Regions from separate parts of the Homo sapiens genome. Here region 1 is linked to region 2. Evidence: chromatin loops called from intact Hi-C (ENCODE). Cell type or tissue: OCI-LY7. All regions are shown on one strand. Each heading gives the region's core, and the rest is flanking DNA. Links, peaks and the distances in the headings are about the cores only.

Evidence for each region. A loop is a pair of places that touch in the nucleus more often than their neighbours do. Peaks named below come from ENCODE experiments on the same cell type or tissue, not always from the same donor. Only the 100,000 strongest peaks of a DNase experiment are listed, where the experiment ranks them.
Region 1: a loop joins it to region 2, with 11 times the contacts of the local background. A loop is called at or near these places in 1 of 110 quality-filtered maps.

Annotation. Positions count from the first base shown.
Region 1 is chr14:38,231,382-38,236,272 of GRCh38, reverse strand. No RefSeq gene overlaps it. Among named protein-coding and RNA genes, the nearest start is that of CLEC14A, 22 kb to the left of the region's middle. In OCI-LY7, for the core only: no CTCF peak of the experiment used is centred there; a DNase peak (open chromatin) is centred at 2,842; H3K4me3 peaks cover 875 bases; H3K27ac peaks cover 2,650 bases.
Region 2 is chr14:38,125,092-38,129,982 of GRCh38, reverse strand. No RefSeq gene overlaps it. Among named protein-coding and RNA genes, the nearest start is that of SSTR1, 80 kb to the left of the region's middle. In OCI-LY7, for the core only: no CTCF peak of the experiment used is centred there; DNase peaks (open chromatin) are centred at 2,012, 2,422, 3,002 and 4,442; H3K4me3 peaks cover 3,704 bases; H3K27ac peaks cover 4,000 bases.

The sequences.
Region 1 (4,891 bases), core at 716-4,715, 110 kb before region 2:
CCAGTGGCCATCTATGCCATCCTCATAATTTTATTCTATCATATTTCAACAAATATTTAATGAGTATCTTCTATGTACCAGGGAAAAGAGTGGTAAACAAAACACATCAGATCCCCACTTTTCTTTTTAGAACTTGCACTCCAGAGAGGAAAAACATTTGACAAGCAAGCACACCTATGTGCAATTACCAATTGCAATGAGAGCTTTAGAGCAAGATAAACTGTCTGTGGAGGGGGAGGGTAGTTACATGGGGGAAAAGGGAACAGCCTTCCAGGCAGAGGGGCAGCATGTGCAAAGGCCCTGAGGCGGAAATGAACGTGGAATAATTGAGGCTTCAAAAGAAGACTGGCTAGGGTTTAGTAAAGGAGGGCAAGAGTAATATGAGCTGACTATAGAGGGGCCAGGACATTATAGCCTGTGCTGAGGAGTTTGATTTTTTTTTTAATTTTTTTACTCTGGTAAGAACACATAATATGAGATCTATCCTCTGGACATATTTTTTAGTGTACAATACATTATTGTTGATTATAGGTGAAATGTGATATAGCAGATCTCTAGAACTCATTCATCTTTCTTACTGAAACTTTATTTGATTATTAACTCTTTATATTCCCCTCTCCCAGCCCCAGGCAACCACCATTTCACTCTTTGATACTATGAATGTGACTATTTTAGATACCTCGTGTAAGTGGTCTCATGCAATGTTTGTCCTTCAGTAACTGGTTTATTTCACTTAATGTAATGTCCTCAAGGTTCATGCATTTTTTCACATATTGCAGAATTTCCTTTTTAAGGCTGAGATCCTGATTTCAATTCTTTTGGATAAATACAATTTATTTGGATAAGAAATAGGATTGTTGGATCATGTAATACTTTTATTTTTAATTTTTGGATTTTTTTCTAAGTGAAAGTCCAGTGAAGAGTTTTAAGCTAGGGAAATACGTGATCAAATTTATGGTGCTAAAAAATTACTCAGCTATATGGATAATGAGTTTGGGGCATGGAGGATTAAATACCTCCATGAGGTAATGTAAGCCATGTAAGCAAAGGAAGGAGGGGAAGAGTCCTTTGGCCTCTGGAATGTGGCCCCAGAACTTCTGATGCCTAAGTGGGTCATTAGAAACAAGTTGGTTAAATAACTGATGATTGAGTGGGATGGCATTAACCTGCCATTTTATTTATTAATATTAGTATTTCTGCTTAGTTCAGGGGAATAGAAGAAGCGAATTTTTGCCCAACAATCCCCTAAATACAACTATTCCAAATGGATATTTGTACTTGTTTCATCAAAATTACATTCTTTATGTTCCAACCTCTTCCAGCCCTCAAAAGAATACGTTTGAAGTCTAGATTCTCAAGTCAAATTTTGCCAGGCAGCTTTACTCTAGTTCATTCCCTTCAGAATCTAGAATGCCTTGATAGGCTATAAGTGACCTAATTTGTGTTCACTATGATGGTAAGCACATGAAGTCTCTTGGTGAGTTTTTATCCCAGGCAGGGGCTGTTACATAATGATGATGACAATATCCATGTCCTCCCCACCATAAAAGTGTTTCATAGGCCTTGGTATCTGAGGCCCCTAAAATATGTTCTCTTCCTGTCTTTTTATACAAGTCTGCTTAGATTAGAAGGAATCTGAGAGCTGTGGTTATTGGGCAAATTAGACCAAATTGGCAGTCAGAAGTGTTGATGTGCTTGGACAGTTAAAGTCTTCTAAAAAAATCAAAGTCCTTTTGTGTTGGTAAAAGAAGGCAGAAGGAAGTGGCTGGAGAGATGATTTTCATCCTGATTATATATTTCGCATATTCATTACTTCTGTAAGCATCAGCTGGAAATAACACTCCCTTTTACCTCCCCAAGTTACTACCAAGTCATTAATGGCAAAAAGTGCTTGTAAAATAGAAAAAACAAAGAAGCAAACAGAAATGAGGACTTGTGCTGACTGCTCAAGTAGCTCTCCTGCAAGGAAAGCCGCAGTGCTAGGGCAGAGCACTCCTGAATGACTGGAAATCACATGGAGGCAGGCTCTAGAAGGCTGCAGGTAGGAGAGTTACCCCCAGCTATTCACAGTCCACTCACAAGTAACCTGTTGCTGCAGTCACTCAAGTTGTTCAGCCAGTAAAGCCATCCCTCAGTAACCATCGGGGATTTGTTCCAAGACCCCTACAGATGCCAAAATCCTGGGATGCTCAAGATCCTGATATAAAATGATGTAGTATTTGCATATAACCTACGTACATCCTCCTGTAGACTTTAAATCATCTCTAGATTACTTATAATAACTAATACAATGTAAATGCTATGTAAATAGTTGTTATACTGTATCAGTTTAGGAATAATGACAAGAAAAAAGTCTGTACATGTTCAGTACAAGTGTAACCATCCATTTAAAAAAATATTCAATCTACATTTGGTGGAAGTCACAGATGTAGAACCCACGGATATAGAGAATTGATTGTATTTATCAAGTGCCTCCTGTGGCCCAGGTCTTATCAGTCAGTACTTTTTCTAGATGTATGAATAATTATTTGGTGTACAGGAATTGCTCCCACACTGCTGTGATCCAACAATATCAAAGTGTGCAGAGGAAAGAGGTATGGCAAAGGACAGGAAAGGTGGGTTCTAGGTAATTAGGCTCTAATCTGAAGAAAGAAAAACCACCACAGCAAAATGATTTAGTCTAGTTTATAGAGCCTAGAAGGAAGCTGAAGACTTTCATGATGTAGAGAAATTTTAGACAATAGAAAAGCCAGACTGCTCCTTTTATTTCTGGTAGCATGAAACACTCTGAAGTGTGTCGGACCTGAGAAACACTCTGAAGTGTGTCGGACCTTTAGAAGCTCGTTTCACTTCACTGAGATTCACAACACCTGCTGCCAAAGCTGTAGCCTAAACTTGCAAGATGAAAAATGTCCTCTGTCAGGCGCAAACACATATTACTGGTTTGCATCATATGTCATTTGTGACTTGAGTAATCATGAATGTGAAATGAAAAAACAAACTGTGGTGTTGTAGACTACGAATTCTGCTTACCCTCCTTCTGAGATACACTATAAAAGAAGACAGATAGAAATGGATCTATCATAGGGTGTCAGAGCAAAGGCATTTGTCAAAAGAACTGGAAGACGTGTGTATTATAAGTTGTTCCTGTACATTGTACCCCAGATATGCTGATTATTTTGCATTATTAGCTTCACTCAGCCAAGGGAAGATCAGCTCTTTAGTGTTAAATTGTTATGTTTGCAGTTTCAAAGAGGAAAGGAAAGGATGAGCATGCATTCTTATTACCTATGAGAATGAAGTGCCTTCCTAGTCTTATCTTTTCTGGTCATTATATCACAATTCTCTATTCTGCCAGTGTAATACCCTAAGATTTCAACGTTTATTTCATATAAGGCAAATCTTAAAATGAATATAGAGTTGAATGTATAATAATTTCAAATACTGATAGCTAATTATTCTCTAGAGTACCTCTGTGAGTAAGGTCAAAAATCTTTATGCAGTGGAATAAAAAAGAGACAAGAGGGTTAAACTCAAGTGAAATACTATCCCTTTTTAGCTATGACAATTGATGGAATAGATTTTGTGTTGTCCATACAATGTGGATTATTTGGATGTAAATATAGTAATTTGGTCACTAATGCAGATAACCTTTGGGGTTTAATAATGAAGTTGGTGTCTGTTTTCTTTGTGCTGCCATGTCACTTCTCCCCACTTGAAACATGAAGACTTCTTTGAAGCTCGTATTAGACCACCTTTCTTACAGCTGGCATCTACCAACCTCCTGGCCCCTTCCTCTTATCCACGGAAGATTTCATTATGTGAATCTGTCATGTTCTCCACTCCTATATCTGCCATTTTTATTGGTGACTTCAATATGCTCATGAAAAACTCCTCCAAAACCCTAGCCTCAGTTCTTTGGCCGCCTCCACTCCATTTTCAGTGTCCTTTTCCCCTATCATACAGCAGCTACCCACTCCCATGGTTGTACCCGTGACCTTTTAAATCACTGATAATTGTACTGCTCCCTCAATTTTCTGTATCTAATTCTTCAGACTTCCTGCCCATCTTTCTCTCTCATTCCTACTCCAGCTATGCTTTGATCTTAACAAGTTCTCCAAATCACTGATCTTTATTCTTGCTTATTATTTGTGATCTCTCATTTTTTCCTCTTTATTCACCTGATATTTCATACTACATCATTATAGCAACATTCAAAAATACATTTAACTCTCTTGCTCTTCTTTTCCACCATTTTATTTTCCATAAAAAACCTCTAACTCTGGTTATCTTTTATTCCATACAGGCAGCTGAACAGGCCTGGAGAAAAGCATGAATTTCTCCTGACTGATTTCAATTTAAACTCAGGACCACAGATCTTTACTGGGTATTCCATACTGATTTGTTATCCTTATACTTTAATCAGAGCTCACTTCCCACTCTCCAAAGTAAGATTGTGTCACAATTTTCATATCTCCTCAGTCTTCCAACCTCCATCCTATGATGCAAATCACCCTCTGTGCACCCACTTTCTCATGTTTTCCATTACCAGAGGTGATGCATCCCTGCTTCTCCCAAAACCAGGCCCTGCATGCATGCTCTCGAACACATGCCTCTCCTAATTCAGGACTCACATTCTGAAAAATCCTTTTGTTTATCAATTTATCCCTCTGTACTGATTTATTCCAACTAGCATAAGCAGGTTTCTTTGATTTTATCCTCCAGCTTCTACTGTATTTCTCCGTTCCCTTTTGGAGAAAAACCTTTCAAAAAGTGTTGACTATGTTGCTACAACCATTTTCTCTCCCTTACATTCTTTCCTTGGACCACTCTCTATTCTTCTGAAACTGTGCAATATTAGATCAGTAACAACCTACATTCCGTCAAATTT
Region 2 (4,891 bases), core at 463-4,462:
TCTTAACACCTCGTGGGAGGGGGAGGATGCAGGTGAGTGGGTGCAGGAGCCAGATGAGTGCTTCCGGGCGGCAGCAGGAGCAGAATTCTGTGTGGCCCCACGGCTGTGTCTAGAAGGGGTACTCATGACTCCGGGAGCCCCAGAGGTCATGTGTTACAGTGCTCTTTTAGCTTTGCCATCCACCAACATCTTAAGTGTTAAACAGCTCAGTGTGACAGCCCTCTGTATCCCAAGCTCTTGTTCAGCATCCAGGAAGAATCAGGTCACATGAATGAATTGAAGATGACAGATATGGGGGATTTTATTGCCAATGAAAGTGGCTTTCAGAGGGATGGAGAGCTGGAAAGGGGATGGAGGGGAAGGTGGTCTTTCCCTGAAGTTCGGCCATCCCCAGCAGCTGTGTCCTCACCCAAATCTCACTTTGAATTGTAACTCCCATAATTCCCATGAGTTGTGGGAGGGACCTGGTGGGAGATGATTGAATCATGGGGGCAGTTTCACCCATTCTGTTCTCATAGTAGTGAATAAGTCTCACGAGAGCTAATGGTTTTATAAGGGGCAACCCCTTTCTCTTGGTTCTTATTCTGTCTTGTTTCACAATGTAAGACGTGCCTTTTGCCTTCCTCCATGGTTGTGAGACTCCTCAGCCATGTGGAACTGTGAGTCCATTAAAACTCTTTTTCTTTATAAATTATCTGGTCTCAAGTATGTCTTTATCAGCAGTGTGAAAACAGACTAATAGACCAGCCAAACTCTTCTCTGGGGTCCTGCCACCAAGCCATCCCTCTGAAGTCAAGCTGCTTCTCTCTGACATCTGGCTGCTGCTTCTCTCTGACATTCGGCAGCTTATTCTCTTCTGTCCTTCTCTGCTGCTTCTCAGCTTGTGGAGCCTGGGTACAGGATGGGGGGCGGGGTAGGCCAGGTGGTTTTGGAAAAGGCAACATTTGAGTGGGAAAACAGGGATGTAAAGTTCTCACTTTGCACCACAGTTCTAGGCTTTAGGGTAGGGCCCACAGTATATCATTTAGGTTGAATACATGGGTTTAGAACTCAGCAGCCCAGTTCTGCCACTAGCTAGCTAAGCAACCTTAACTTAGTCACTTAACTTCTCACAGGCCTCAGTTTTTTCATCTATAAAGTGGGTATAATAATACCTGTCTTCCCAGGGTGAAGTAAACAATGTAAAGTGATTAGGTCAGTGTCTTGTACATAGTAAAGTACTCAGTAAGTGTTAGCTAAGTATGTCTATATATCCACCCATATATACATTATGAAACATTTTCAGAGCTTCCAGAAACTATTAGAAATATATTCTTGAGTCCTCTAGTTCCAAGGATACAGTCAGATAACTGCCCTGAGACACAAAATGAATTGCTAAATCCAGCGAATCCAGCTAATCCCCACTCTGTGTGTCAAGTGGTACTGTACCTGAAAGTTTTAAAGCCAGGGGAAATGTTTCTTGTTGTGAAAATTTACTAAAGGGCATGTCTTCCCCAGTGAACAGTCACCTTTGCAATACAAAGGTGTTCCTCATAGGAGGATCATACTTCTTTCTAGCCTATAAATTAATTACAAATCTTTGCCATGAGAAATTCTACAAAAAAGAGAGGAAAATAACATAGATATTTTGCTCCTCCTCAAAGTAAAATATTACCATATTTAAAATCAAAAATTAAGTATTGACTGAATTATTATCAAATTAAATATCATTAAATTAAGTATTGGTTAAGTTAAATATTGATCCAAAATGACTCTAAAATTAATTTCTCTGAAGCAAGACAATAGGAAGACAGCCTGGTGAACCATGATTACCATACTTGGGAGCAATGGGCTTTATTCTTGGCAACACCTTTTCAAGCCTGTAACACTTCAGGGATTCTTCTTAACTAGCTGTGAGATATGGGTAAGTCACCTACTTCATTGGCCATTGGTTTCCACTTCCGAGCACTGGGCAGGTTTGGCCAACAGATGTTAGCTCCCTGGCAGCTCTAACATTCTTCGATTCCATGTTGTGCTAAGGCAGGCTGCATTACACAGCTTTGTGGAAAGTCCTCCCTGAAGTTGTGCAACTTGGCAGATGAGATTCTAGGACAACGAAAATGACCAGTGAGGAAATCAGGCAGCTCTGAGCTTCACCTTGCTTTTAAGCACAGGAACTGGACCAAATTCCCTTCCAGGGCTCCTGTGATCCCTAGCATTCCATACCAGTGACCCAAAGCTCTTGCCTTTGAAAAATTATAGTTAGGTTCCACTTGGAACTGCCAAATTAGTAGAAAAATTAATATAAAGAAACAGCATCTGTGAATCTCTTCCTAATAGATGTATAACTGGGTTTAAAGTCTCTGACACATTTAGACTGAGTGCTAAGTCATCCGACCATCTGGCTCTAGGACAGTTATGCAAAGAGCTCATCTCCACCTGGGCGCTGAGAGCATCTATTTTAACATCCTGCTGGGCAGGTGCATGCAGAAACAGAGATGGAGATTGGCCCAAAGTCAAAAGCCAAAAAGATCTGAAAAACACTTGGACTGTCTAGTGAAAATTCTGTCTGTGAAGCAGTAAGCTTGAGGTAAAGAAAAGCTGAATGGCTGAAGGAGGAGGATATAGAGTAGACATTAATGAAGAAAGCCTTTAGCTTAGACTGAAGAGAATAACTACGCTGAAGCTTTAGCTGGCCTTTTGAAAATCCATTCTCCTTCAGAATTGCTAGGAAGAGATGACTTTGAAAATGTTCCTGATACCTGTTTTCATGTTAATGCTGCTGGTCACTATCACCTGATTCCTTTTATTGCCAGTTGGCATTTTGAAAATGTCTGTTTGCATGGGAAAATGTAGTCCCTGGATACATATTCATCATATATTTGTGCTTCAGAGGTAACTCACACCTTTAAGTTTGATTACATTTCCTTAACCAAATACAGATTTCTACAGCTCCCAGGTGTCCGGAGTAAATTTGATAAAAACAAGATTCCCACCCCCGTGCCAGGCTGTGAGTGGCTGTTCTGCATTACTTGCTAGTAGAATAATCACTTGGATGGTGGATTACACTGCCATGCACTCAGTTCACGCATAGAAAAGCCCCCTCCTTCCATTTTCTCCACTTGCTTACTGATTGCATTGACAGGGAAAATACAATGTGTCATTTGGCAAGTAGAAATATGACTTTAAATCCAAGTATCATCAGGAGGGGTGATGTTTTCACTGGAATTCAAGGGTTCAAAGAACCAGAGAATTCGTCCCTTCTTCATCTTTCACAAAAAAGAGATTTTGATCTTAGATATTTCTATATAACCCTGAAAAAAACCCCAAACTTCCCAGAATACTAGAAATGTGTTAGCTATATATTAAACTTCTAGATATGTCATACCCCATGAGGTAGATGGGAAAACATGCCCTCTGCATTGCCTCAGCTCTTACACCTTCTGGGAACACAGGTTCTGATCAATTTCTGGGCTGTGGCTCAACCCTCATGTAGTGCAATAGAACAACAATAGGGAAAAGCTGCTATTTTATCATCACCTGCTATTTTCCAGGCATTGTTTTAGGCATCCCTCATACATTGTCGCATTTAATCTTTATAATGCCTCTGCAAGGAAAGCATGAAGGAATATTTCCTATTTTATAAATGAGAAAAATGAGCTGTGTAAGTCTGAATGTTTCAAGAAACAGACATCTAGTTGGGATTAAAACTGCAAGAATCTTGTTAGGGAAGATGCCTGTGTTAAAGGAAATAGGAAGGGAGTTGGAAAGCCATCAGACCACAGTCAAGTTTGCTCCTGGATAAAGAGGAGAAAGAAAATATACCCTCTAATATTCTGTACTCTAAGGAAGGTTCTGCAATGTTGCCAGGGAGTCCTTGAGCTAAGAACAGTAGACCAAGGAGTCCTTGAACCAAGGTTGCAGACCAAATGTTCCTTGTCTCCCAGGAATAGGTCTGCTTCAGTATCTGGGTGATAGATTTCAGTAGCTGGGACCTTGATTGAATCACTCTCCCTGAGGGAGGAGGTCTTCGAGGCTCATTCTCATGGCTGTTCAGTAGGTTCAGTCAGCTGAATTTGCACCGGATCTCACAGCTAGTTGCTGGCAAAGTAATAAACCTGTCAGTCCAAGCCCTATCCTCAGACGTCCAGACGTCTGTGAGTAGAATCCTAGAGGTGCCAAACACTGGGCGTAGGCCCCTTACATGTTCTGCATCTCACTCAGGCTCCACAGCCTGCAAAGGCTGGCGCCATGAAGCTGCAGTACCCGGAAGCAGGAGACAGCTCCTGTCAGAGGCAGCCTGTTGCTACCTAGCATGCTGCTCTCCCACCGCTTTAATAATTTGTTATAAAACAAACAAAGTCACCGGGGGAATTGCTGCCAATGGATAATGGCCTCCTGCCTTGCAATTAAGCGCTGACATTCAGCTTTGCCTCACCAGTCACAGTATATTGCTGCTTCCTGTCCCAGTGTTCTCAACCATGAGCGTTTTCTGCTAATCAAATTTATTATCCTATGCAGCTGATCTTGACATTCATTTCCTTTTCAGCTTGGTGGTGAAGGTTTAGAGAACATAATTTTTAAGCTACCTGTTCTCTTCAGCCCAACATTCATATAACCTACAAAGAAACACAAACAATCTCTAAATAGAGCAAAAAAAGCTCCAAAAGTTTATGTTGGTAAGATATCCCAGTTGTTAATGGGATTCAGTGGCAAGATAATCTTAGGAAGTGGATAAGGAAGTGGAGACTTGTGGAAGTTCTTTTCATGCCACCCTGAGCTGATTTCCTACTGACCCCTTGACTAGAGGTTCAGATCCATAAGCCTTGCCTTCTGATATGACATCCTGTGGAATCCTGTGGGATCCTGTGGGATCTAATACACCTCTCAATTCAAATAGTAACTCTCCCAT